Regions from separate parts of the Mus musculus genome. Here all the other regions are linked to region 2. Evidence: chromatin loops called from intact Hi-C (ENCODE). Cell type or tissue: heart. All regions are shown on one strand.

What was found. Hi-C counts contacts between places; a loop is a spot of excess contacts. Peaks named below come from ENCODE experiments on the same cell type or tissue, not always from the same donor. Only the 100,000 strongest peaks of a DNase experiment are listed, where the experiment ranks them.
Region 1: it touches region 2 in a loop (2.5-fold over the local background); 16 of 42 quality-filtered maps call a loop at or near these places.
Region 3: a loop joins it to region 2, with 5 times the contacts of the local background. A loop is called at or near these places in 6 of 42 quality-filtered maps.
Region 4: it touches region 2 in a loop (5-fold over the local background); 24 of 42 quality-filtered maps call a loop at or near these places.
Region 5: it touches region 2 in a loop (4-fold over the local background); 3 of 42 quality-filtered maps call a loop at or near these places.
Region 6: a loop joins it to region 2, with 4 times the contacts of the local background. A loop is called at or near these places in 20 of 42 quality-filtered maps.
Region 7: it touches region 2 in a loop (4-fold over the local background); 6 of 42 quality-filtered maps call a loop at or near these places.

What each region holds. Positions count from the first base shown.
Region 1 is chr7:41,597,701-41,601,700 of GRCm38, forward strand. No RefSeq gene overlaps it. Among named protein-coding and RNA genes, the nearest start is that of Gm51480, 33 kb to the right of the region's middle. In heart, a CTCF peak has its summit at 1,628; a DNase peak (open chromatin) is centred at 1,541; H3K4me3 peaks cover 1,779 bases; H3K27ac peaks cover 1,099 bases.
Region 2 is chr7:41,498,289-41,502,288 of GRCm38, forward strand. It overlaps AW146154 (expressed sequence AW146154), which reads right to left and starts at 1,602. Exons shown (of 4, transcript NM_001033530.3): 1 at 1,006-1,602. The coding sequence starts at 1,008. In heart, CTCF peaks have their summits at 1,563 and 2,182 (motif pointing left); DNase peaks (open chromatin) are centred at 1,183, 1,943 and 2,073; H3K4me3 peaks cover 1,784 bases; H3K27ac peaks cover 1,541 bases.
Region 3 is chr7:42,503,403-42,507,402 of GRCm38, forward strand. Zfp141 (zinc finger protein 141) reads right to left here and starts at 2,351. Exons shown (of 7, transcript NM_001309388.1): 1 at 2,208-2,351. It overlaps Gm35353 (a long non-coding RNA gene), which reads left to right and starts at 2,425. Exons shown (of 3, transcript XR_391403.4): 1 at 2,425-3,391. In heart, a CTCF peak has its summit at 2,289; a DNase peak (open chromatin) is centred at 2,319; H3K4me3 peaks cover 1,243 bases; H3K27ac peaks cover 1,079 bases.
Region 4 is chr7:41,391,891-41,395,890 of GRCm38, forward strand. It overlaps AI987944 (expressed sequence AI987944), which reads right to left and starts at 1,489. Exons shown (of 5, transcript NM_001199330.1): 1 at 1,337-1,489. Gm17102 (predicted gene 17102) reads left to right here and starts at 1,808. Exons shown (of 2, transcript NR_166533.1): 1 at 1,808-2,130. In heart, a CTCF peak has its summit at 1,559; a DNase peak (open chromatin) is centred at 1,541; H3K4me3 peaks cover 1,773 bases; H3K27ac peaks cover 1,246 bases.
Region 5 is chr7:39,652,791-39,656,790 of GRCm38, forward strand. No RefSeq gene overlaps it. Among named protein-coding and RNA genes, the nearest start is that of Gm26327, 24 kb to the left of the region's middle. In heart, a CTCF peak has its summit at 2,455 (motif pointing right); a DNase peak (open chromatin) is centred at 2,601; H3K4me3 peaks cover 1,120 bases; H3K27ac peaks cover 960 bases.
Region 6 is chr7:41,631,099-41,635,098 of GRCm38, forward strand. Zfp788 (zinc finger protein 788) reads left to right here and starts at 2,433. Exons shown (of 6, transcript NM_023363.3): 1 at 2,433-2,596; 2 at 3,582-3,612. Gm51480 (a long non-coding RNA gene) reads right to left here and starts at 1,915. Exons shown (of 3, transcript XR_003946761.1): 1 at 1,827-1,915. In heart, a CTCF peak has its summit at 1,881; DNase peaks (open chromatin) are centred at 1,873 and 2,423; H3K4me3 peaks cover 2,125 bases; H3K27ac peaks cover 1,930 bases.
Region 7 is chr7:39,714,963-39,718,962 of GRCm38, forward strand. No RefSeq gene overlaps it. Among named protein-coding and RNA genes, the nearest start is that of Gm26327, 87 kb to the left of the region's middle. In heart, a CTCF peak has its summit at 1,601 (motif pointing right); no DNase peak of the experiment used is centred here.

The sequences.
Region 1 (4,000 bases), 99 kb after region 2:
CCATTTGCCTAAGAATTTCATGAATTCATTCTTTTTAATAGCTGAGTAGTACTCCATTGTGTAAATGTACCACATTTTCTGTATCCATTCCTCTGTTGATGGACATCTAGATTCTTTCCAGCCTCTGGCTATTATAAATAAGGCTGCTATGAACATAGTGGAGCATGTGTCCTCATTACAAGTTGGAACATCTTCTGGGTATATGCCCAAGAGAGGCATTGCTAGATCTTCCGGTAGTACTATGTCCAATTTTCGGAGGAACCACCAAACTGATTTCCAGAGTGGTTCCTCCACCCTGCATTCTGTTCTCAGTGGGAAGATCTAGACCATCTGTGAACTGGCCACGATGACACATTGCTGTGTAATCCTAGCATTTGAATAGTATAGACAAGAAGATCAGAGTTAAATTCAAGGCCAGCTTGGCCTAAATAGTTCTAGACCATCCAGGGCTAGAGTGCAAATACTTACCCTATGTGTAGACACCTCACATTATCCTTGGCTTTAGTCTCATATTCTACATTAGGTTTACTGATTTATTTACAGTGCTGGATGCATTCCCTATTTTATTGTCTCTCCCCATTTACCATTATTTCTAATGTACACCTAGTTCTGCAATTGTTTTTATTATGCAACTTAAAAAGGAAAGTTTACTTCTCAGCAAGAAGAGAGCTCTGTTCTCTGGGGATCATGAGATTCCTCCAGCCAGAAGCACATGATGGTTCATCTCATATTTTCTCTTTTAATCTTCCATATGGCTTTCCTTTCATGTTTCCTGATAATCCTTCCTAGTTTTCAATCTTTGAAAAATGAGAAAAGGTCAGGTGTGGTGGTAAACAACTTTAATCTTAGCACTCAGAAGACAGAGGCCATGAGATGTCTGAGAGTGCAAAGCCAGAATGATCTCCATGGCTAGTTCCAAGCCTGTCACGCCAACAAAGTGAGACAATCTCAAAAATAAATAATTGAGAACCCTTTTAAGGTCGGGTGAAAATAAAGGGAAAAGGCAAAGAAAAGGAGAGACATTGGCCAAGAGCAGTTGCTTCCATTTACAGCACCCAGACAAGGACTCAAAATCATCTGTAGCTCCAATCCCAGGGGGTCCTACCCTTTCTTCTGACCTCCACAACCACTAGGCATGCACGGGGGGCATGATTATACATGCAGGCAAAATATATGAAATAAGTCTAATAAAAATTTAAAAATCACTAGAAAAGGTATTTTTATGAGGATACAATTTCAGACTCCTAGAAGTAGTTACAAATACTGGTAGGCAACAACTCCCGTGGCCACGTGAGACAGCCTTGGGCTTTCAGTACATCACCTTCCACCAGTCTTGCCCGGTTGTAAGGAACTGAGGCACTTTGATGATGGCTTCCTTATCACTGGAGCGTGAGTGCGGCCCTGGTACTTTCTGAAGGAGCAAGAACCACTAGATGAGCCATAGTAAGTATTGGCAAGATTTACCTCTGCCAGTGGTAGCGCGCACGCGCGCCGTCCCCCAAGTGGGAGGCGTGTAAGCCGTGATAACCATTACAAAACAACCGGAAGTGACCTAGGGGCGCGCAACTTCTTGGATCCAGATGTAGTTTCCTGCTAGGACCGCTTGTGCTTGGAGGCTGGACCGTTGGGGTTGTGCATGTCTGCGGGTGGACTTGGTGCCCCACGTGCTTTGTGCCGGGCTCTGTGAGTTGCAGCGTGAGGTGAGTGACCGTCAGGCTGGCAGGACACCGGGCTGTCGCGCCGCGGTTTGTGCTGCCTGATGGCTGCAGGTGGGCATCAGCCCTGTTTTCGTTCTTCTCTTGCGGGGTTTTCGCTTCTGTTTTGTCACTTACCGATATGCTCTGCTGTGGGATTTTGCCACATCGTTCGAGAACGTTGTGTGTTCAGGGACACAGTTTGGGCAGGAGTCAGTGCATGGGCGCTGCAGGATCCGAGCCTAAGATCAATGTGCTGTGCTTGTTGAGGGCGACCGCGCTGCTTTCTGGTCCCTTAGTGTTTGAGTAGCTGGTAAGTGGTCTGTGAGAGGAGAAAAACTCCAAGGAGTAAGAGAAAACGGGAAAATGAATTTATGTACATTTTGGCCCAAACTGGGACCAAACGTATTTATGTCGCCCTACGCAGTAGTAGCAATTGCTTTTATTGAGTAGAGGGAACTGTATGAAAGCCAGGGAATAGGGGTAAGCTGTTTAGTGTGGTCCCAGTCATCCAAGCAGGGATTTAAGCCTTAGTTTCACCCCAGACACCAGGTGTTCTGATCATTTCCTCCCCGTGTTATATTTTCTATATGGAGCTGGAGCTGAAAACAGAAAAGGAATTTAAAAACAAAAAACAAACAAACAAAAGAACTAAACCGAATTCAATTTCTATTGTCAGTTTACATAACTATTGGGGTCCATATGTGTGGCTAAGTTGGAGGCTGGCCTGTGCTAGGAGCAGAAAGGTGTGCTCTAAAGAGGTTTTAGGTCAGAAGCCTAGTTTTCTGCATCCAAACAGTCAAGGGCCAGCCTCAACCAGTAGCCTCCTGTAGAGACCAGTGAGGTGAAAAGCAGAAAGCGGAGGGACTGAGATGTGGATGAGCACTGTTGGGTTCCCACTATCCACATTCACACTGTGGCTTTGAGCTGCCAGGAAATGCAGTTCCTAGGAATCCACTGCTCCCCCTCTGGCCTCCTGGTGCACACACAGACAGCCAACAATCCCTATAATTTTTTCCTTTTCCTTTTCCTTTTCCTTTTCCTTTTCCTTTTCCTTTTCCTTTTCCTTTTTCTTTTTAAAAAAAATTTTTGAATAGAAAGAATAGGCCTTTGACAAAATTCTTTTTCCCCAGTGAGCTACTTTCTCCACCTAACCCCCCTCACACACACATCATTTGGTAAAAAAAGAAAAGAGAACCAGAGGGTGAGACTCCACACATTGGTTACATTAAGCAGAAGAATAGTTAAAGTGACCTAGTGATCCCATGTCTGTCTCTAGTGCACAGATTTAAGGTTAAGTTTAGAAATCAAGCTTTATGTATTAAAGTAGTGCTGCAGGTTGTGGTGGCACACGACTGTCCTGTAATCTTAGCACTCTACACTCGGAGGCTGCAGGATGACTGCATTATGGAGGCTGGGCTGGGCATGAAGTAGGCTAGGAGTCAGCAGTGTAGAAGTAAGAGCCAAAGTGTAGAAGACATGCATAATGCTTTTTAGAAAAAGCAGATTTGTGTGTGTGTTTCATTTTCAAGGTTTGTTTTTATTTTACATATATGAATGAGTATTTGACTGGTTGTATATAGGTACACCAAGTGTGTGCCTAATGCCCAGAGAAGCCAGAAGAGATCTGAGACCCTGGAATGTGGAGGAGGTTGTGAGCCCCATGTGGGTACTGAACCTGGGACCTCTGCAAGGTCACCAAGTGCTCATAATCTCTGAGCCATCGTTTATGACTTTTTTTTTTTTTGTTCTCTTACTACAACAATTTTGCCAAGCATATGACGAGATAGACAGCATTTAGTTCAAGCCTGGTAGGGCACAAGTTTGTCAGATTCTATATTGCTTGCCAGCCTCCTGGAGAACATGGCCACTCAGAGACATGTGTCTTTGACATGTATTGTCCTTGATTTTAAACGTTGTTGAGGGTTAGTCTTATGCACTGTGTATTCAGATGCTGATTTCTGTGCCCAGAGATCTGCTTATACCCCAGCCATAGGCAATGTCATGAGGCAAGGGTACAAGAGAAGAAGGCCATGAGGTAGAGGAAGAAGGAGATTGTTGCTATGAGGTCAGGCATGAGGAGGCTTCACGAACAAGGGGGTTCTCCATGTGCACCGCTAGCTACACCAAGGAGCCCAGGAGAGACTAAATGTAAGTAACTCGGAGTGTGTGGCTGGGAAGTAGAGTAGCTAGGTAGCATCAAGGCTTAAAAGTTTTGCTCAGCTATTCTGATTAAAGCTTAATGACTAAATCAGTAGATCTGTGTCTCAATTAGTTGGGAGCAAGGCAGGTTAGGAAAACTGCCA
Region 2 (4,000 bases):
AAGAAAAAGAAAAAGAAAAAGAAAAAGAAAAAGAAAAAGAAAAAGAAAAAGAAAAAGAAAAGGAGTTCTATTTTACTCCCAATACATGAGGGCGTACCTGGCTCTATCAAGCATGTTCCTGGGTTTGAGAAAGAGCTATGCCATTTTCTATACATAAGGGCCTCACAGAAAGCCTTGCTTGATCAAGCCAGTCCTGGACCCAACAGTGTTTTCCCTTTTCAAAGAGTTGCCAGCCGGTGTTCTCCTGCGAATATGGCAGAACTATGCTTTTTCTCAAGAAGAAAACTAGCAGCACTTTGTGATAAACAGCCTTTAATGTTGATTGGGACTCTAGAACGCTCCCTTGAGCAGCCAGTTCTTTGCTATGAGGATGGCCCTAGTGGCTGGTTGCCAATCAGAGTAGCCTCCTTTGTTAAGCACTGGAGCACTTTTCTGGACAATCCTAGTGAACAAATATATCTATCCTAGCATCCTGATCTCTAACGGGTCTGGTTAGCACACTACTTATCTGTAGGGTGTCTCAGAGGCATTCCTCCCTCAGCTAAACTCTACTTGCTGTCCCTTACTATCTCCTAAGCATTGGTAAATCCTTTAACATCATCAATTCTACTCTTCATCACAGTTTGATATTGGAGTGCTACCCAACATGAAATGCCTTTTACAACCTCTACAGAATTAACTCCAAATAGGTCTTACAGCTAAATGTTAAATGATAGGGGAGTTAACTTTTAGAAGTAAAGAGAAACTAGGCCTGAGTTTGACATCCTGCTAAGGATGTTTCCACACACAAGTCTCTGTGCCAGATGCTTTGAGCAGATGCAGCCCTCATAGCGAAGTTATTCACATCCACTGCTGGGTTCAGGGAATGACTAGGACAAAAAGGGAAGTAACAGGTGGTCAGATCTGGCCACACTTACCACCCAGACCCAGGGACAAGCCACCATACCAGCTCCTGCAACACAACTGCCTGCTCCTCCCCCCTGTGGGCAGTGGCTCTGCACTCACCATGTCGCGAATTAGCAATTTGCTAGAGCTTCCCTCACAGCACCCAGCAGCAGCGCTTAGAGAAAAACAATCAGAACTTTTCCAGCCCGCTCCGCTACAGAGCTGAAGCTGCCGCAAGGCACCCGGAAGATCCCGCCTCCTTTTCTGACTGGCAGGTCCACCTCAAGGCTCTGATTGGCCCTTAAGTCTTGAGTAACGCGAGTACCTCCCTGAGGGTTAGGGTGTGCAGATGAGACTCCGCATGATGGTTGCTGGCCGGGTCTTCCAGTACAGTACCAGACCTTTTCCAGATACATAGAGATTTGCATTTCAGTAGCACTTGTGTCTGTATTCTACCCGTCTGTCTTTCCATCCCGCACCGGGAAGGACCCATCACCTCAGCTCCTGCCGCCCAGCTGCCTGCTCCTCCCCTTTGTAAACAACGACCCTGCGCTTTCTAAGTCGTGGTGGAATCTGGAGCTTGCTTGAACTACCTTTATTCATTAGGCACTTCCCCTTCTTCCTCCGGAAATGAAGGTGGATATGTAATGGAAATCAAGCTTGAAAATTGTAATTCCCAAATTTGACCTGTAAGCCTCACCTGCCCAGGAACCAGGTTACTTCTAGGAATGCTGGGAATTGTAGTTCTTTGTAAGTAACAAGTCCTCGTGGGAAAGTACGGTGGCCAAATTGATTATCTGTATAAAGCCCTACAACATGTGACCGGGGGCTATCCCAGCTGGGAAATTCTGTGGATATTTCTGATCCAGATCCACCGCTTGGTCAGTACTTAATATTTAATAAACGGTTGCTTCAAATTTGGACGGAAATGGTTGATTTGGTTTTCCAATAAAACTCAGGTTTAAGGTATGGAAGCGCATAAGGAAATAATGGTCCCAAATTCGCTCTTCATTCCGGATAATCGAGGGGTGGGCTGACCCAGCCAAGGTCTCCGGGAAATGCGTTCCCTCTGCAGACTCCCGGGGTGAATGGCAGACTCGGAGAAAAACAGTAAGCTTCCTGTTGGTTCCTGGATTCTGGTTAAGGGGATGGAGTTTGTACACCCGTTCGGGCAATTGAGAGATACCTATCGTTTGTTTGTTTGCTTGTTTGTTTTAGTAATTTCTACGTAATTGGGAGTTCATCCAGGGCCATCAGTTATTTTCTGATCAGTTATTTGCCATGGGAGCTCTGGAAACGCCCTCTACTGACGCTGGGAGGTAGAAACTTAAGTAACCCCGCACTTGAGAACTTCAGCTAGGTCCCAATGCCTAGGCTGTCCAACTAATCAGAGACTTCCAGAGGATACCAGGAATTCCAGGGATTATACAAGGAGTCCGCTGAAACAGTCTCCCATCGGTTAAGTTCTCCTAGATTGATGAAACCTCTGTGTAACACCAATTCAATCTATATTGTTGACTCCTGTTTTGTGTTTTGTCCACTTGTCTAGTGCTTCCTCGTGTGTTACCATAGGGTGGGGGAGGGGGGCGACTAAATTAGAGGAAGGCACAATATAAGAATTTACGGACTTAGAAGCAGAAAAGGCCAATTCTAAATATCGTTGTCTTAGGTATCTGATCTGTCTTTGTGTGTTTTGACTTAAGGCTGTAAGGCACAGTGGCTCAGGGAGCTCCGGGTGCAGCATACATAGTTCCGACCCCACCTGCATCTAACTGACTGTGAAGTTGTCTCTCAATATGAGATGCTCTGACTTGGATTGTATTCAGAAGCTACAGACTCTACCCCAGGCTCAGATACTTCTTCTGCCTTCTCCTACCTGTGTCTAGCTGGCAGGAAAGCTGGGTCGAGAAAAACTTAACATTTTAGAACACCAAGTATGTATAAGGTAGATTTGGAGATAGACAATTCACAAATAGCACTTGGGGCTCATTGGATAGCTTTGTAATGTCCAGAGCTCTGCCCCCAACTGCACAGTGCCAGACCCAGCTCCTCTCCAAATTATGGATGAATCTGTGATTTCTATTCTTGTAAGATTTGTTATTTTGGGCTGGTGAGATGGCTCAGTGGGTTAGAGCACCCGACTGCTCTTCCGAAGGTCCAGAGTTCAAATCCCAGCAACCATATGGTGGCTCACAACCATCCGTAACAAGATCTGACCCCCTCTTCTGGAGTGTCTGAAGACAGCTACAATGTACTTACATTTAATAAATAAATAAATAAATCTTTAAAAAAAAAAAAAGATTTATTTAAAAAAAAAAAAAAAAGATTTGTTATTTTATGGGTAAGAATGCACATAGCTATTGCATGCTGGTTTCCAACTGGTCTTCAAAGCATAAAAATTGTTGTTTCTCATTCCTGTAGCTAGTTTACTGGGCTCAAAGTTCACCTCTGGGTTTTCTAGACACTGGAGTTAATATAATAATAGGAATTGAAATATTGTTTAAATATTGATGATACTAACATTGATTTATAATGTTCTACTTTATTGCTGGCTCAGAAAATTAGTTATGGCTTACCCCTTTTCACACCTAGGCATCATTTTATTGGTTTTGTTTTTTGTTTTTCAAGGCAGGGTTTCTCTGTATAATCCTGGCTCTCCTGGAACTCACTCTGTAGACCAGGCTGGCCTTGAACTCAGAAATCTGCCTGCCTCTGCCTCCCAAGTGCTGGCATCAAAGGTGTGCGCCACCACTGCCCAGCTATGATTTTAAAGTCAGAGTCAAACACTAAAGGACTATTGGCTTATAAGTTATTGGATATGGTTTTAAAAAGTGTGTAATATCTATAACTGAATTAACTTAAACTCGTAACTTGGGGTTAATGATTAAAAGCCTATGCTTACATAATCTTAAACCAAAGGGCTTGATTCCATTCTGTAACATAGACAACACATGACTGATAGCAATCATTTTTTCTCTTCATTCATGTATTTATTCACTCTACATTCCAATATCAGCCTCCTTCTTCTCCCAGTCCCCTGAACACAGCTTCTCCTCCCCACTCAACCCTCTCCCCATCCCCAGAGAAGGGGTTAGTCCCACATCCCCCACCCCTC
Region 3 (4,000 bases), 1.0 Mb after region 2:
TTGGGGAACATTCTTTACATCACATTGATATAGGCGATTCTTCAAAATTCATGACAATGCCCATGTCTGGGCTTTAAGCAGATCTCAGGGCACAGAAGTCAGCATTTGAATACACAGTGCATGAGGCCAACCCTCAACAAATTTTAATTTAAAATCAAGGGCAATACATGTCAAAGACACATGTCTCTGAGTGGCCTTGTTCTCCTGAGCTAATCTATTTTCATTCACAGACATGAGGCTGGCAAGCAATATGAAATTTGACAAACTTGGGCTCTGCGAGGCTTGAACTAAATGCTGCCTATCTCCTTATAATACACCTGACAAAGAGCATTTGGTGATCTTACAGAGGTCCCAGGTTCAGTACCCACATGGGGCTCACAACTCTAATTCCAGGGTCTCAGATCTCCTCTTCTGGCTTCTCTGGGCATTAGGCACACACTTGGTGCACCTATATACAACCAGTCAAATGTTCATATGTGTAAAATAAAAACAAACCTTGAAAATGAAACACACACCCAAATCTGCTTTTACTAAAAAGCATTATGCGTGTCTTCTACACTTTGGCTCTTACTACTACTCTGCTGACTCCTAGCCTACTTCATGCCCAGCCCAGCCTCCATAATGCAGTCATCCTGCAGCCTCCGAGTGTAGAGTGCTAAGATTACAGGACAGTCGTGTGCCACCACAACCTGCAGCACTACTTTAATACATAATGCTTGATTTCTAAACTTAACCTTAAATCTGTGCCCTAGAGACAGACATAGGGTCACTAGGTCACTTTAACTATTCTTCTACTTAATGTAACCAATGTGTGGAGTCTCACCCTCTGGTTTTCTTTTCTTTTTTTACCAAATGGTGTGTGTGGGAGGGGGGGTTAGGTGGAGAAAGTAGCTCACTGGGGAAACAGTTTTTGTTTTTTTGTTTGTTTGTTTTTAAGGGCTATTCTTTCTATAGAAAGAAAGAAAGAAAGAAAGAAAGAGAGAGAGAGAGAGAGAGAGAGAGAGAGAGAAAGAAAGAAAGAAAGAGGAAAAACTTATAGGGATGTGTTGCCTGTCAGTGTGTGCACCAGGAGGCCAGAGGGGAGCAGTGGGTTCCTAGGAACTGCAGTTCCTGGCAGCTCAAAGCCACAGTGTGAATGTGGATAGTGGGAACCCAACAGTGCTCATCCACATCTCAGTCCCTCCGCTTTCTGCTTTTCACCTCACTGGTCTCTACAGGAGGCTACTGGTTGAGGCTGGCCCTTGCCTGTTTGGAAGCAGAAACCTAGGCTTCTGACCTAAAACCTCTTTAGAGCACACCTTTCTTTTTTTTTTTTTTTTAAAGATTTATTTATTATATGTAAGTACACTGTAGCTGTCTTCAGACACTCCAGAAGAGGGAGTCACTTGTTACAGATGGTTGTGAGCCACCATGTGGTTGCTGGGATTTGAACTCCGGACCTTCGGAAGAGCAGTCGGGTACTCTTACCCACTGAGCCATCTCACCAGCCCCCAGAGCACACCTTTCTGCTCCCAGCCACACATATGAACCCCTATAGTTATGTAAACTGACAACAGAAATTGAAAATTGAATTCGGTTTAGGTTTTTGTTTTTGTTTTTTAATCCCTTTTCTGTTTTCAGCTCCAGCTCCATATAGGAAATTTAACACCGGGAGGAAATGATCAGAACACCTGGTGTCTGGGGTGAAACTAAGGCTTAAATCCTAGGTAGGATGCCTGGGACCACACTAAACAATTTACCCCTATTCCCTGGTTTTCATACAGTTCCTTCTATTCAATAAAAGCAATCTATTGCTAATACTGCTTAGACTGACATAGATACTGCGTCCCCAGTTTGGGCGAAAACATACATAAATTCATTTTCCCTTTTTCTCTTACTCCTTGGAGTTTTTCTCCAGTTACCAGCTACGCAAACACAAAGGGACCAGAAAGCAGCGCGGTCGCCCTCACAAGCACCGCACATTGATCGCAGGCTCGGATCCTGCAGCGCCCATGCACTCACTCCTGCCCAAACTGTGTCCCTGAACACACAACGTTCTCGAACGATGTGGCAAAATCCCACAGCAGAGCATATCGGTAAGTGACAAAACAAAAGCGAAAACCCCGCAAGAGAAGAATGAAAACAGGGCTGATGCCCACCTGCAGCCATCAGGCAACACAAACCGCGGCGGGACAGCTCGGTGTCCTGCCAGCCTGACGGTCACTCACCTCACGCTGCAACTCACAGAGCCCGGCACAAAGCACGTGGGGCACCAAGTCCACCCGCAGACATGCACAACCCCAACTGTCCAGACTCCAAGCACAAGCGGTCCGAGCAGGAAACTACATCTGGATCCAAGAAGTTGTGCGCCCCTAGGTCACTTCCGGTTGTTTTGTAATGGTTATCACGGCTTACACGCCTCCCACTTCGGGGACGGCGCGCATGCGCGCTACCACTGGCAGAGATAAATCTTGCCAATACTTACTATGGCTCATCTAGTGGTTCTTGCTCTTTCAGAAAGTACCATGGCTGCACTCACGCTCCAGTGATAAGGAAGCTACCATCAAAGTGCCTCAGTTCCTTATAACCAGGCAAGACTGGTGGAAGGTGATGTATTGAAAGCCCAAGGCTGTCTCACGTGGCCACGGGAGTTGTTGCCTACCAGTATTTGTATCTACTTCTAGGAGTCTAACATTGTATCCTCATAAAAGTATCTTTTCTAGTGATTTTTAAATTTTTATTAGACTTATTTCATATATTTTGCCTGCATGTATAATCATGCCCCCCGTGCATACCTACTGGCTGTGGAGGTCAGAAGAAATGATAGGAACCCCTGGGATTGGAGCTACAGGTGATTTTGAGTCCTCATCTGGGTGCTGTGAATGGAAGCCAGAACATCTGCAAGAATAACAACTGCTCTTGGCCAATGTCTCTCCTTTTCTTTGCCTTTTCTCTTTATTTTCACCCGACCTTAAAAGGGTTCTCATTTATTTTTTTTTGAGATTGTCTCACTTTGTTGGCTTGACAGGCTTGGAACTGGCCATGGAGATCATTCTGGCTTTGCACTCTCAGACATCTCATGGCCTCTGTCTTCTTCTGAGTCCTAGGATTAAAGTTGTTTACCACCACACCTGACCTTTTCTCATTTTTCAAAGATTGAAAACTAGGAAGGATTATCAGGAAACAGGAAAGGGAAGCCATATGGAAGATTAAAAGTGAAAATATGAGATGAACCATCATGTGCTTCTGGCTGGAGGTATCTCATGATCCCCAGAGAATAGAACTCTCTTCTTGCTGAGAAGTAAACTGAACCACAGCTCATTCACCAGGAAAATGGAGCACTTGCCTCATAGATGGTGATGACTTACTAACGAGAGGCAGAAGCTGAAGCTGCACATGCATAAAATCAGAAGTTAGTGTCTATACATGAGAGAGAACATGTTGTGATTGTCTTCCTAATAATCCTCAATTGCCTCATTCATCTTTTCCAATTTATTCCATCTTTCTATAGGTTTCATTTTTGATTACCTAATAAAATTCCATTAAATTTATAATAGAGTTTAATTATACATCTGTCTGTATTGATGAACATATAGACTGATACCTTTTATTTGCTTTTGTGAAAATAGTAGAAAGAATAGTGGTAAACAAGGATATGTTAATATCTCTTTGCTATGATATGGATTCCCAGTGTGTGTGTGTGTGTGTGTGTGTGTGTGTGTGTGTACATATACATATGATTAGCTAGGCCACAGGATAGATCTAGTTTTAGTAATTTTAGAAACCAACACTAAGGGTGCATACTGAATCCCTGTTCTCCAAAATACATCTAAACAACCAAAGAACAACAACAAAAACCCCAAATGATTTTATTAAGATTACCACAATCGAAGTTCTCCTCCAACAGTGAGTAAGGCCTCCCTCATTCACATTTAAGCAGAACTTGTTGTCCTTTTCTTTCTTTTCTTTTTTTTTTTCCTTTTTTTGGTTTTTCCAGGCAGAATTTCTCTGTATAACTCTG
Region 4 (4,000 bases), 110 kb before region 2:
GTGTCAAGTTGACACAAAACTAGCCAGTACAAGACCCATCAGTGCCCCCAGGAACTAAACCACCAACCAAAGAGTATATATGAGTGGGTTCATGGCTCCTGCTACATATGTAGCAGTAGCAGAGGACTGCCTTAACTAACATCAATGGGAGGGGAGGAGCTTGGTCTTGTGGAAGCTTGTTGCCCCCCTGGGGGTAGGGGGGGATGCTAGAAGGGTGAGGCAGGAGTGGGTGAGTGGGTAGGAACCCTCATAGAGGCAAAGGGGAGGGGATGGGATGGAGGTTGTGGAGGGGAGACCAGGAAGGGACAACATTTGAATGTAAATAAGTAAAATAATTACTACTAATAATAAAGACAAAGGAAGAAAAAAAGGAAAAAGAAAAAGAAAAGTTCTATTTTACTCTCAATACATGAGGGCCTACCTGGCTCTGTCAAGCATGTTCCTGGGTTTGAGAAAGAGCTATGCCATTTTCTATACATAAGGGCCTCACAGAAAGCCTTGCTTGATCAAGCCAGTCCTGGACCCAACAGTGTTTTCCCTTTTCAAAGAGTTGCCAGCCGGTGTTCTCCTGCGAATATGGCAGAACTATGCTTTTTCTCAAGAAGAAAACTAGCAGCACTTTGTGATAAACAGCCTTTAATGTTGATTGGGACTCTATAACGCTCCCTTGAGCAGCCAGTTCTTTGCTATGAGGATGGCCCTAGTGGCTGGTTGTCAATCAGAGTAGCCTCCTTTGTTAAGCACTGGAGCACTTTTCTGGACAATCCTAGTGAACAAATATATCTATCCTAGCATCCTGATCTCTAACGGGTCTGGTTAGCACACTACTTATCTGTAGGGTGTCTCAGAGGCATTCCTCCCTCAGCTAAACTCTACTTGCTGTCGCTTAACTATCTCCTAAGCATTGGTAAATCCTTTAACATCATCAATTCTACTCTTCTACACCACAGTTTGATATGGGAGTGCTACCCAACATGAGATGCCTTTTATAACTTCTACAGAATTAACTCCAAATAGGTCTTACAGCTAAATGTTAAATGATGGGGGAGTTAACTTTTAGAAGTAGAGAAACTAGGCCTCTCTGAGTTTGACATCCTGCTAAGGATGTTTCCACACACAAGTCTCTGAGCCAGATGCTTTGAGCAGATGCCGCCCTCATAGTGAAGTTATTCACAGCCCACCGCTGGGTTCAGGGAATGACTAGGACAAAAAGGGAAGTAACAGGTGGTCAGATCTGGCCACACTTACCACCCAGACCCAGGGACAAGCCACCATACCAACTTCTGCTACACAACTGCCTGCTCCTTCCCTCTGTGGGCAGTGGCTCTGCACTCACCATGTCGCGAATTAGCAACTTGCTAGAGCTTCCCTCACAGCACCCAGCAGCAGCGCTTAGAGAAAAACAATCAGAACTTTTCCAGCAGGGTCCGTTATAGAGCTGAAACTGCCGCAAGGAACCCGGAAGGTCCCGCCTTCTCTCCTGACTGACAAATCCACCCCAAGGCTCCGATTGGTCACTAAGTCTTGCGTAACATGAACAGCTCCACCTCAAGGTTCTGATTGGCCATTAAACCTCCCTTAGGGTTAGAATGTGCAGATGGGACTCCGCTTGGTTGCTGGCCTGGTCTTCCACTACAGTATCATTCTTTCTGCAGATACACAGAGATTTGAATTTCAGTAGCGCTTGTGCCTGTTTTCCAAAAGCATACCCGTCTGTCTTCCCATCCAGCTCTGGGGAGAACCCACCGCGTCAGCTCGGGCTGCTCCTCCCCTTTGTAGGAATTGACCCTGCCCTCCCTAGCTCTCTAAATCGGGAAATCTGGAGCTTGCTTGAACTACCTTTGCTTTATTCATTAGGCACTTCCCTTTCTTCCTCCGGAAATGAAGGTGGATATGTAATGGAAATCAAGCTTGCGTATGTAATTGCCAAAATTAGCCTGTAAGCGTTACCGGCCCAGGAGCCAGGTAACTTCTAGCGATTCTGGGAATTGTAGTTTTTTTTTCTAAGTAACCCTCGTGAGAAAGTGCGGTGGCCAAATTGATTATCTGTATAAACCCCTACAATATGTGACCGGGGGCTATTCCGGCTGGGAAATTCTGCGGATATTTCTGACCCAGGTCCATCTCTTGGTCAGTACCTAATATTTAATAAACTGTTGCTTTTAATTTGGACCGAAATGGTGGTGGGGGGGGGGGAGGAGGAGGAGGGGGGGGGGAGGAGGAGGAGGAGGATGAGGAGGAGGGGAGGAGGAGGAGGAGGAGGAGGAGGAGGAGGAGGAGGAGGAGGAGGAGGAGGAGGAGGAGGAGGAGGAGGAGGAGGAGGAGGAGGAGGAAGAGAAAAAGCCCCAAATTCTCTTTTCATCCCGGATAATGGAGGGGTGGGCTGACCCAGCTGTGTCTAGGGTCTCCAGGAAATGCATTCCCTCTGCAGAATCCCAAGGTGAATGGCAGACTCTAAACAGTAAGCTTCCTGTTGGTTCCTGGATTATGGTTAAGAGATACCCTGTCTGATAAACAGGGTGAAATTGATGGGGTTTGTACACCCCATTCGGGCAATTGGGAGACGCCTATTTTTTTATTTTACTTTTTTATTCTTTATTTTTATGTATTTATTTATTGAGTAATTTCTGCGTAGTTGGAAGTTCATCCAAGGCCATCAGTTATTTTCTGATCCGTTATTTGCCTTGGAGCCTTGGAAATGCCATCTACTGACGCTGGGTGACAGAAACTGCAGTGGCCCAGTATGTGGCAACTTCACCTGGGTTCCAACGCCTAGGCTGTTCAACAAAGCAATTTCCAGAGGATACCAGGCAGTCCAGGGATTATACAAGAAATCAGTTGAAACACAATCCTATTGGTAAAATTGTCATAATCAGTCTGGTGAAACCTCTGTGCGACACCAATTCAGTCTTTACTGTTGTCTGTTTTGTGACTTGTCCACATCCGGTCTGTCCTCGTGGGTTACTATTTAGGGGGCGTCTAAATTAAACAAACACACAATATAAGGACTGATGGACCTAGAAGTAGCAAAGACCAATTTTAAATATTGTTGTCTTATATATCAGATCTGTCTTTGTATGATCTGTCTAGTGAAGCTGAGCCTCTGAATTTGTGATGCTCTGACTTGGGATGGTATCCAGGAGCCAAAGACTCTACCTTTCAGTCTACCTACAGTCGCAGGCCCTTCTTTTGCCTGCTCCTACCTCTGTCTAGCTGGCAGGAAAGCTGGGTCGATAAAAATGTAACATCTTAGAACACCAAGCATGGGTAAGGGGGACTTGCGGTTAAAGAATTCACAAGTAACACTTGGGGCCCAATGGATATCTTTGTAATGTCCAGAGCCTCACATAGAAGCCAAGTGCTGCTGGGCTGCCCTACCCCCAACTGCATTGAGCCAGACCCAGCTCCTCTCCAAAATATGGATGAATCTTTGATTTCTCTGCTTGTAAATTTTGTTGTTTTTGTGTAAGGATGCACGTGGCCATTGCATGCTGGTTTCTCATTGGTCTTCAAAGCATGAAAAATGTTGTTTCTCATTCTTGTAGCTAGTTTACTGGGCTCTAGTTTACTCTGGGTTTTCTGGACACAGGACTTCATATAATAGGAATTCAAATACTTCCAGTATATAGTCAACTTCCTTCCCTAACCACCCACCCAAACTCCTCCCAATGTTCCTTTTGCATTTCCCTCTCTCAGCCTGCCTTGTTGGTAGCTGTTGCCATTAACATCTCACTTCTCAAAACCCTTGGGTCCTTACTTATGAGGAAATTACAAAACACTCCTTTCTACAGCCTACCACTCTCCCTATGTCTTGGAGGCTTATGGACAAGTGCTGTAACACCACGCACATGGTATAAGTTACTGGATTCTTTGTAAATGTCACCAAATATGGTAATACTGCCCTGGCTTCTAGATACACTTTACTGACTTTTATTTACTCAGGTGCTTGGGTGCAACAAATTCAATTACTCATAATTAACTTTGCTTAAAAAGGTTAACA
Region 5 (4,000 bases), 1.8 Mb before region 2:
TATATTAAAAGTATATGAAAAAATAGATTTTCAATTAAAATAAAATAAAAAAATCTTCTGAGTGGGCCTTTGGAGGACCCATGTCATTACTTCAGATTATTCTTACTGATTCCCCAGATATATATGTATGTATATATGGAATTTATTGGAATGCATCATAGGCTGCAGTCCAAATAATGCAACAATGGCTACTGAATGGGAAATCAAAGAGTCTAGTAGTGGCTCAGTCCCAATAAGGCTGGTCTTTCTATGGTGGAATCTTGAAGAAGTGGGCTCTAATGCCAGTGAAGGGATGGATGTGCTAGCAAGGCGAGGGCAAGAAGGCAAAGAGCTGGCACTTCTTGATCTCACATAACTCATAAGCTGTTTAACTGGTTGCAGTCTCACCGAGGAAGCCAAGTCTTGGGGATATTTTAGTGGCTGCCACTGAGGGAATCCTACTGTCCAGAAATGCTGTTATATATCCTATGCCTAGGACACCCGTGCTGATGGCTGCCTGCTCCACGATGTCATGAAAACCTTACGGTGAGTAGCAATGGTGGTGGAACATTAATGACATTCTGGAAAGCAGAAACAGAATGCCTCAAAGAGAATTCAGTCCACCAAGGCAACAAGGGCACGGCAGAGCACTTGTGTGGTAGTAGACAGAAAGTGGAGAGACGTAGGAAGCTGGCACTTAGCTGGCATTTTCCTTTCCTCTTTATTCCATCTAGGGCCCCAGTGTATGGGATGGTGTCACCTACGTTCACAGTGAGTTTTTCCTGCCACTTAATCCTCTCTGGACACACCCTCACAGGCATACCCACAGGTTTCAAACCCAGTCAAACTGACAGTGCATATTAAGCATCCCAGAGAATATGACTTAGTGACTTTTTATTTTAAAGATCAATAAACAGAGGCGCATAAAGATTTGTTTTACATTTGAAGAAAGAGCTAAGAGTTCAGACCGAAATTCCTTTAGGTTCCCCAGACCCTTTTCTTTCTGGTAGAAATACATATCTTATTGTTTTAAGTCAGCATGCAATGTAACAGGCTTCATTTTGGCTTTCTAGTGTGTACTTTCTTTGGGTTGATTCTTCTGGGTTCCTCTCCTGTACATTCCAGCTACTTTGTTATAAGGTCTCAGATTACAGGTTCAATAGGAACAGTGGTAGATTGTCCTATTGTGTAAGAGATTTATTAGGAGAGTGAATAATAGCATAGACAGCACGAAGCAAGCTCTCAGGAGAGTTCCATGTGTCAGAGAGGGGGTATGAGGTGTGCTGCTCGCAGCCGTTGATAGATGGGGTGCTTGGTAAGCTTCCTTTGGGAACGTGAGAATTGTACAGTCATGGCAGCAAGCAGCGTGTCTAGCATTTCTCTTACATCAGTGAGGATGGAGACTGGGGAGGCTGCTGCTGCTGAGTGTAGGACGAGTAGCCCAGAATCCAAACCTAGCAGCCTTATTTTATTATTATTATTATTATTATTATTATTATTATTATTATTTTACTTATTCATTTTATATCCTGCTCACTGCCACCTCCCACAGTCCTTTCTCCTCCCCCCACTTCTCTGAGCAGGTGGGGAGCCCCCTGGGTATCCTCCCACCCTGGCACAATAAATCTCTGTGAGGCTAGGCGCATCTTCTCCCACTAAGACCAGAAAAATCAGTCCAGCTAGAAGAACATATCCCACAGACAGGCAACAGCTTTTGGAATAGCCCTTGCTGAAGTTGTCCGGGACCCACATGAAGACCAAGCTCACATCTACTACATGTATGTGAGGAGGCTTAGGTTCAGCCTGTGTGTATTCTTTGGTTGGTGGTTCAGTCTCTGAGAACCCCAAGTGTCCAGGTAGGTTGATTCTATTGGTCTTTCATCTCTGTTACCTTAGGGGCTGGCAACCTGTCCTCCTGTCCTTCCATAAGACTCCCCAGGCTCCATCCAGTGCTTAGCTGTGGGTCTCTGTATCTTTCTGAGTCAGCTACTAGGTTGAGCCTCTCAGAGGACAGCCATGTTAGGCTACAATCTGGAGGCATAAAAGAGTATCATTAATACTCTTAATAGTGTCATTAATCATTAATAGTGTCAGATATTGGTGTTTGCCTATAGGATGGATTTCAAGTCAGGCTGGTTATTGGTTGGCCATTCCCTCAGTCTCTGCTCCATTCCCTATCCCTGAAACTCTTATAAACTGGATAAATTTTGGATCAAAAGTTTTGTGAGTGGGTTGGTGTCCCTATTGCACCATTGGGGTTCCTGCCTGGCTACAGGAGATGGCCTCTTTAGCTTCCCTATTCCCAGTGCCTAACAGCTTTCTACTCCTATTCTTCTGTACCCCTGTGTTATCATCTAGGGCTCTTGAGTGGATTTATTTTCTCTGTCAATTAAAAGAATAAAAAGGCAGGAAATATATCTTGGACAGGAAGTAACAGATAAGTTTCATCAAAGGTGAAGAAGTGCAGACAGTTGTTGGGAGCCGCCCCCACATTCGCCGTCACAAGATGGCGCTGACATCCTGTGTTCTAAGTGGTAAACAAATAATCTGCGCATGTGCCAAGGGTATTTTACGACTACTTGTACTCTGCTTTTCCCGTGAACGTCAGCTCGGCCATGGGCTGCAGCCAATCAGGGAGTGATGCGTCCTAAGTGAAGGATAACTCCTCCTTAAAGGGGACGGGGGTTTCCGCCACTCTCTCTCGCTGGCATCTCTCTGGCTCTGCGCGCCCTGCGCTCTCTCGCTGCCTAAAGATGTAAACAATAGAGCGCGCTCTGCGCTTTGGCGCGCCGGAGCGGAGCTCTGGCTCCTAAAGATGTAAGAATAGAAGGGGCTTTCGTTTTTGGGGCTGGGCGCTGGGCGCTTGCCCTCCTGGCTCCAAAAGATGTAAGCAATAAAGTTTTGCCGCAGAAGATTCTGGTCTGTTGTGTTCTTCCTCGTCGGGCGCGCGAACGCTATTAAGAGACAGTCAGAAAGACAGAGGGAAAGATTGCCTGCGGGGGAGAGACGGGCCAAGACCGTTTTTTCCCGTGGAGGGCTGGCTGGGGTTTTTTAATGTTTTTGCTGGGCTGAAATGAATCTCTTCTCCATAATTTAGGATTTATCAGTTTAGACAAAGAAAAGGAAGCTGACACACCCACTGCTTTGGGTAATGATGTCTAGGTCCATCCCTGCTGGTGAGAGAAAAGGCCTGCCAGCCTTTGTCTGAGATCAGGAGGAGGAAGAAGCATCGAGAAGCATGGCATCTGCATTTATCTCTCACTGGTCCCTTCCCCGATCTGTCTAGCTCCTATTCCCATACTCACCTTCTGATTTTTATGTCATGCTGTATTTCTTAGGTTTGCCAGTGGAAACCACATTGGTGTCACAGCACTGGTGTCAGGGAAAGGAGGAAGGGAGCTGAGGATAGTGTTGTAAAGCCCTGAAGTCATATTTCACAAGACCACACAGTATCAATGTCTGTGTACATTCAGCACATGGTCCTTGGGCTCTGGCTGCTTTGAGAACCTGGAGCCCTAATCTGAGCTCACGGATCCTCTCCTGCCACATACATCTCCAATGTCAGCAAACTATATGGGCTTAGGGAAAACTACTTTCTTTTGCCCTTCTTCAGATGCAGCCGTGTCTCAGGCTTTACACGCAATACCATCTATGGCCAAGACAGATGAAAAGTCTTCTCTACGAAGTGAGGGAGGAGGTAAACCAGGTGGACGTAGGTATTCATAAACAAGCAGGAGGCAGCCAGCTGTGGGAGGGCATGTGCAATTGCCGAACCACTGGTATCAGCAATCAGACCTGGGAGCTGAGTGGATGAAGAATAAAAATGAGCTGTTGGCTCCAGGGAGGTTCTGCTGTCACATCAAAAAGATTAAAGTTACCCGTGTCTTTCTGTGTCCTAATTGCATTCTGTCACATTGCTGTCTGTAGATAGTGTGAGAACCTACAGGAGCCAAACAAGGCAAATAGACCATTCCATTGTTCCACAGACCCTGTAGAAGGGGCTGAATGAACAGGATCATGG
Region 6 (4,000 bases), 130 kb after region 2:
CTCTTGGCTATCCTTCTCTTAGTTTTATTATTATTATTATTATTATTATTATTTTGGATTTTTGAGACAGGGTTTTTCTGTCTTCTGAACTTTTGAAGTCTTAATATAGTGAGGGGAAGAAATCTGAAGCGTTTTGTACCTGAAATAATTTTCCTATCACCATCTAAGTTTTTGTTTGTTTGTTTGTTTGCTTGTTTTCGAGACAGGGTTTCTGTGCAGCCCTGGCTGTCCTGGAACTCACTTTGTAGACCAGGCTGGCCTCGAACTCAGAAATCCGCCTGCCTCTGCTTCCCAAGTACTGGGACTAAAGGCGTGCACCACCACTGCCAGGCTCTAAGGTTTTGTTTTTGTTTTTTTATGTCCTCCAACTTTTATATCTTTGAATTATTGACCTCAAGGCACTGTCTACCCTCAAATGTTTTCTTGGATCCTCATAAGTTAAGCTTATACCCTCAGACCTTTCATAAAGCTACATCTTTCTATACAGCTATTGACCATGAGACATAGGTGGTTGATCACTGGGGAACAGTCACTGAAAACCGAGTTTTTTAGATAAGGGAGTAGCAGAAGGTTACATCTTGGAAAGATTACATCTGGAACTTGTATATCTTCTATCATGAAGCCTGTGAGCAAGGCAACCAGTCTGCCTTTTTGTTAAGCGATCTGGTAGTCTTAACTATCTAATGAATTGACTAAAGAGCTAATACAGTAGTGGATTACCTTGGGGTAAGGGGCTGGTCGCCCTATCTAGCTGTTAAGCTGCAGTTAGCTTAGCTGTCAATGTAGTCAGAGATCTGAGAAGAATAAATTATAATCTAGATGTCATATATTAATTTTAATGTGTTTTATAAAATGGAGCCAGTGGTACCAAAGGGAGCGCCTGCCTGCCTAGGCCCATGCCAAAGAGTTCCCTCTGAGAAATCAGCTATAGGATGAACTTAGTATGAAAGGGAGTTTATTTGGAACCTGGGGAAGTCGGTAGAGGCAGAGAAGACGGGGACAGAGAAGAACAGAAGAAAAGAGAAAGAGGGGAAGAGGCTGGCTGGGGACATTAGAGGGAGGGAGGGAGGGAGGGAGGGAGGGAGGGAGGGAGAGAGAGAGAGAGAGAGAGAGAGAGAGAGAGAGAGAGAGAGAGAGAGAGAGAGAGAGAGAGCGCGAGCTTTTTTATCAAGCCAGGCTCTTACCTGGCTGTTGCTAGGTAACTGGTGGGCGGATCATCAAGGAAGTGACCATTACTGATGAATGTTTGCACCCACAAACATAGACAAAAATCTTTGAATTTGTCCCAGCATTACAATAATAAAAAAGGTGTACTAACACTTGGGAAAGAACAGAGTAACAAAACAGTATAATCAGAAACTTAAACACAAAGAAACTAGCTGCCTTATGGTCCAACTCTAAAACTCCACCTATTCCAGTCAGAGTAGTTGCCCATGCCTTCATTCAACAATCAGAACGCGTAGACAGACAGATCTATTGAGTTCTAGGCCAGCTTGGTCTACATGCCAAGTTCTAGCTAGTGAAAGTTACTTAATGAGACTCGGTCTTTTTTTTTTTTTTTTTTTTTTTTTTTAATACGCAATAAGAACCGCTAAAATCATCACTGCTGCAGGGCCCGCACAGCATCAGAGTCCTCAATGGAAGCTTCTGGCCCGTCCAGACAGATCTGCCCAGGGGCCACTAGGAGGGGTCAATCTCAGGTTTCTGAAAACTACTGGACGCTGGCTGTCCCACTGTCACCCGCCCCTATCCCGGGAAAGATGACCACAGCCAACTCGGTCGTTTGCCCTACTCCATCAGGGATCAGTAAGCTGCTACTCGCTTACATAAGCTTCACCACGGCGGGGTTCTGCGCTGTCCTCATGGCTCCGCACAGCGGGCCCACAGTGCACTGCACTCCTGTCCATTGCGTACCTCTCCCTCAGAGGCAAAGCAGAACACTGAGCACCGCCTGCAGGGAAGACCCGCCTCCTATCCGTGCTTTCTGAGGGAACTGCATGTCCCGATGCTTTGATTGGCTAAAGAGGCGTGAGTGACAGACGTTCCCTTTGATGGAAAGGAGAGCTAAAGGCGTAGGGAGAGCCACACTCCTTCCCAGTTGTGTGTTCGCTAAAGGGTGCAGACCTGTTCCAGATCCAGGGAGATTTGCATTTAAGCAGAATTGTGTAGTGGGCAGTGCACATGAGCGACCCTGTGCTCTGAAGCAAGGAGTGCCAACTAAGTGCAAGAAGACAGCCGAGCCAGTTCTGGGAGGAAGAAACAGGTTCTGTGTAAATGTAGATCTCACTGGAGCTCATTCAGGTCCGCACATAGGGCCGAAGGCAGGGCTGGGAGTGACTAGCAGTACTGGTCCCTTCAGTCATGTGCAGCTTAAGGATGCTATCACTCAAACATTGCTAGCCAATCAGAGCTTCCAAGTAGGCAGTCCAATCGAGTGCCAGCGGGAGGCGGGATTTCTTGGCCGCCATGCCACCTTCCAAGCTCTAAGACTGAGGTAGTCGCGTTGGAGACGTTGCTCTGTACGAAGTGCACCGCTGTGACAAATTATGAGGCAAATTATGTGAAGAGAGCGGGTGAGCCTGCAAGCCGCGCTATGGTGAGCAAGGGACCCTTGTCCCCAGATGGGGTGGATCCGATGTGGTGCATCCTCACCGGGGTTGGGGCGGGCCTTTTGGTACTGGCATCAGGATTCCCCCTCCCCGTGGGTTTAGAGTTACTCCCCACCCCCACGCCCTTGCGGGCCTTGGGGGGGGGGGGGGACGACTTGATGAGCTCTGTCCAGCAAGAGGAGTGCCTCGATGTTGGTGACGTCAGTTCCCTGTATGTGAGCACTGGTAGTGTTGTTGGCGTTTCACCACACTGCTAACCTTAAGACCCTCTAGGTTTTCTGTGTTATGTTCTTGATGTTCTGAATGCATGGTGCAGGCTGTATTTAGATTTAGGTTCCCCCCCCCCGGGGTGGGTGGGTGGGAGGGTATAGGGGGGCTTTCGGGATAGCATTTAAAATGTAAATGGAGAAAATATCTAATAAAAAAAAAGGAAAAAAAAAAGAAAAAACGTATTCATTTTTTTTTCCTTTTACAATCTTTTGGGAGAGCACTCCCCATGTTTTAAATCCATATTTATTTATTGCGGGCTGGCAAGTGTGCCAGTGTGCCTGTGGAAGTCAGAGGATAGTTCCTGAGAATAGGTTTCCCACTGTGCTGGCCCCAGGGTTTGAATTCAGGGCAGCAGGCTTGGAGATAGTTACCTTTACTGGGCCTTTCCAGGCCCTCTCCTATTTTAACTTTTTTGAAGGTTTATTTTTATTTTATGTGTATGAGTATGTGCTTGCATGTGTGTATATACCAAATGCATGTGCAGGCCAGAACTGGATTTGGATCTCCAAGAACAGTTTTAGATGCTTTTCAGATGCCACGTGTGTGCTAGAAATTAAACTTGGGTTCTCTTTAAGAGCAACGAGTGGTTTAAACCACTAAGCCGTCTCTTCAGAACCCTAATTATTAGTTTAAGGATTATTTATGTTTTGTATATGTATGTGTCTCTCAGTATAAATGCTACATGTGTGTGATTCCCCACAGAGGCCTGAAGAGGATGTCGGAGGCCTTGAAGGTAATGAATGTTAAATGCTGTCATCAGCCACTGAAGTGAGTGCTGGGAACCAAACTCAGGTTTTCCAAAATAGCACACTCAACTGCTGAGTCATCTCTCCAGCCCTCCGTGTACTTCAGGGGACACTGAGAGACAAGTGTAAAGGTCTCTGGAGAGAGGTGTCCTTCATATCCTCGTCTGTCTGAATCCGTAAGCCCTAGTACTGAGCTTTTCTGTCCTACACAGTTTTCTCTAGGTGGGGCTGAATGGAACTACAGGAAAGTCTGAGATCCTAGCTTGAGTCCCCAAAACCCTCTGTGGCAGTTCCTCTTAACTTCTCTAATGCCAGCCTTTAATACAGTTCCTCATGTTCTTGTGACTCACGACCATAAAATTATTTTTTCATTAA
Region 7 (4,000 bases), 1.8 Mb before region 2:
GTTCCCATATCTTTGAAGCATTCTTATTTCCCTGTCAGACTCCTGGCTAGCCACTTAGTGAATGGCACTCCTTTGCTATATATTCCTACTATTTGTCACAAACTTCTTTCTAATGCATGGCACCAACTAGCCACCACCCCCTTGGCCCAAATGAATCTTTCCTTTATGTAATTTCTCTCAGATATTTAATGTTAGTGTGACAAAGTGACACTAATATAAATGCTGGAGGTTGGGTAGTGGTAAGACACACTATTTATAGTTTCTAGGGACCCATTTATGGTGAATGATTGGGCATAAGTTTTCATAGCAAATGTAGTCTGTGACTTAAAATCAGAGAGGCATCTCACTCATTTGGCAAAGCCAAATGTTAGGCAGCTGGCATAGCACTGGTCTGCCCTGTGTTAGGAACAGTGACCAAGATGCACAGGTCCTTATGCACCTCTGAGAGGGACACAAATAAACGACTAGAGCAATCGGATGTGACAGTAGGTGTGGAGAAGGAAATGACAACCTGGGACTAAGCAGATGATCACCGCTCTTGCAGGGAACACAGGTTCAGTTCCACACACTCACAAGCTGTCTCTCAACCACCTGCAACTCCAGTTCTAAGGTGCCTGAGAAACTCTTCCAGCCTCCACAGCTTCCCTCAGGCACAGGACACACATAAACTCTTGCAGGCATACACAAGTGCACACAAAAGTAATAACTCAGTCCAGAGAAAATACTTTAGAGTGGATGGATTTGCTTTGGTTCACTGTTTCAGAGGGTTCAGGACTTAGGTGGTTGGGCAAAACCTCATGGAAGTAGGAGTTTATGGCAAAGGAACTCTTTGCGGCAGAGAGAAAGCAGGGAGGGGGGCTACCACAAGAGTCCACAGAGACATATAGCTGATAGAAGTAAGTCCAGGGTCTTAATAAAAGAGACCACCACTCCAAATGAAGTGTCTGGAAAAGGCAAACTTCACTCTAGCACAAGAGGGAACTCCCCAAGACCGGAACTTGGGTTTTATTCTAAGGAAGGTGGTGACTGTCTTTTGATTTGAATTAAGTTTTTCCTTCATCGGCTAGGGTCCAGCCTCACAATCTTATTCATTCGGCTACGTTGGAAAGAATTGTTGCATAGGAAATGAAGAGGAAGGGAAAAGGAAGCAACGCAGTCCTAGAATACGGAAGTGGGGCTTTGAGTAAATGAAAGGTTTTACTGGATAAACAGATAAGACTATTAGAACTACTTGTCCTAAACGTATTGTTATGGTAAGACTCATTCTTGATATTTGTTACATAGCCCAAAGAACCCAACCTGGGTGAACTGCCTCCTCCAATTAGGTCTCACCTCTAACTGCCATTCAACAAACTAACAAACAAATCATTAAGTTGTGAATATACCAAAGTCCTGATCATCTAATGGGCTCTTGAAATGTCCTCTCAGTCACACCTAAAGGCATGCTCACTACCATCCTCCCCACCCACCACCCACCCCACCCCCGCTGCCCCGCCCACATTTCTTAACCCTATCAAGTCCACAAGGAGCCCTGGGAACCCACAGAAGCTCTGTCTGCATAGCAGTGTGGTACCATTCAAAAGCATTCCAGTAGATGGCAATAAAGTTCCATGTAACTTCGTGGAATCCTTTGTCCCAGTAAAGTCTGCATTAGATTTTTTTTTTTTTTCTTTTCAACAGTTGGAGTGAAAATGTGTCGCTGGGGAAGGGATGTGTTTCTCCCCTCTTATTTACACTAAGCTGGCTTACCAGTTAGTGGTGCCACAAGCTTTTGTCTTAGCACAAGGTATTGTAGAAGAAGCGTGCTGACATTTCCAAGAATATTTTGAAGGATGCAAAATCCACTCGATATGAATAGGTATCTGAACAGAGGGTACACAGTTCAACATATAAAATAGGAAAAGAATTGCCGCAGAGAAGCCTATCAAGTCTGCTGAGCCTGACCTTGCCTGCCCTATGGCATCTTCTGAGTGACTGGGCTGCCCAGAAGCACCTTGGAGTAGAGCTCTGATGAGCTTCAGTGAGGCGTCGACTGTGGAACTGTGGAACTGTGTCAGTGGGCACTCTGGCTGCCACAGAGCTAGTGCAAGGCATAGTGTCACTTGCCATCAAAATCTTCTCGGTTTCTGAGTGCAGAATGAGGATATGAGTTGTGAGTTCAGACAGCAGTCGACAGCCAGCATCTTATCTGAATTTGCCCTGGTTTCCACGTTTTCAGAGTGAGAGGTAAGAATTTACTTCAGGAGAGCTTTACCTCGAACATGAGACTCTAGACTAAGAAGAACTCTGTTCACAGGAAAGGGGACTTTATGGGCTTTGCAGAGTCTGGGAGAGGGGGTATCATCTCCCACTTGCTTCCTCCTAGGAAATGGGTTTGATAAATACTTGGGAGTGAACAGGCAGAGGAGAGGATCTTCCAGACTTTTACTTTCAGTGTTTCGAAGCAGTAAGCTACAACCAAGGGGTATTTGGGCGCCCAGCAGGCAGCAGGAAGCCCCAGCAGGATAGGTAATTAGACCTCACAGCCAGAGGCCCAGCTCTTCTCACCCTGAAATAGAAGACAGAGAGGTTGGGGGTGGATTTCTTGGGTCTGGCTGAAAAGTCAGACCCAAGGAGAGTCTTCATAGAGTCAGCCCATCTCACCATTTAAATTCCATGCTCTCTTTAATCAGAACGTTCTTTAATGGGTTGTCTGGGAGCACATTTGAACCTCGTTGAAGCCCACTGTCTGCAAATCCAACTGGGTAGGAGGCTTAATCCGTTTTTGTTTTTTGTTTTTTATTTATTTTTTATTTTTTGATACTCACAGGTCCCTCAGCCTTGCTGAACAAGGGACAAAATGAGAATTCTTAGAGTTAAATATTACATCCAACCTTAAAACTGCCTTGTGTAGCAATGTCTTTAAATCCTAGCGTACATTTTCCTTTCCCAAGGAGCAACATAGCCTAGTATCTTTCACCTGTGTCTTGGCTTTTAGGTTCAGGTTCTGGGCCTCAAGTTGTCTTTATCTTGTGTACTTTTAATTTTTGAATGTGCCTCGGTATGTTACCGCTCATCTTTCTGTCAGTCTTTTTAAATGTTCATGCTAAGTTACAAGGAAAGAGAATTCCCAAATTTCAGAACATCAAAATCTGCACCTGAGGTTGCCCTGGGGTAGCGTTCCTTACCCTTCTATCCACTTCAGAATCTCTGGGGTGGGTGGAGGCTTTAAGAGTCCAAGACCTTGAGCCTTATCCCAATAGGTGTGGTATGGACTCCTGGGGCCTCAACATCTTCCCAGCTGAGTCCAGTGTGTGACAGTCCTGTGCTGAGTTCACAGTGAGCACAGGTCTCCACCAGCCCCCTGTCCAGAGAGCTCTGGTTCCCTTCCCCATGGGGTCACAGTTGAAAGCCTTGAGGCTTCCTGGTTATGTACTGTGCTGGCAGAGCCAAGCTATGCAGTAAGGACTTAGCTGCTCTGTGCTCTGTGACCAGATACTGTAGTCCTTAAGTGTGTCTTGGTATGGATTTTTGTGACTGTAATGATAAGCAAAGCCTTTGCTCTATCCTTTTAGGTTTAGGCTAAGTGGGGTAGACATAAAGGCACCAGAACCAGGGGAGTCTTGGTTGTGCCACGTCTTATGATGGTCGTATGACTGGGAAACCAGGATGTGGTGGGGAGCTGTATTCAAGGTAACATGTCTAGGACCAGTCCCCAACTTCTGTTTTTGTTTTTGTTTTTTCTGGCACTCTACTCTCTCACGCATGGGTGGAGAGTGTTCCTGGAGAGGCCATGACCATGTGCTGGTGCTGGGAGGAACCTTAAAAGGTTAGATGGCATCTGTCCTGTTCAGCAAGGACTCCATCCACTTAACCATGAGCACTCATTTTCTTAAACTTCTCGGGGGGGTGGGTGGAGAGAGAGAGAGAGAGAGAGAGAGAGAGAGAGAGAGAGAGAGAGAGAGAGAGAGAGAGAGAGAGAGTCATTCTATAGCTCTACCTGTCCTGGAACCTACGATAT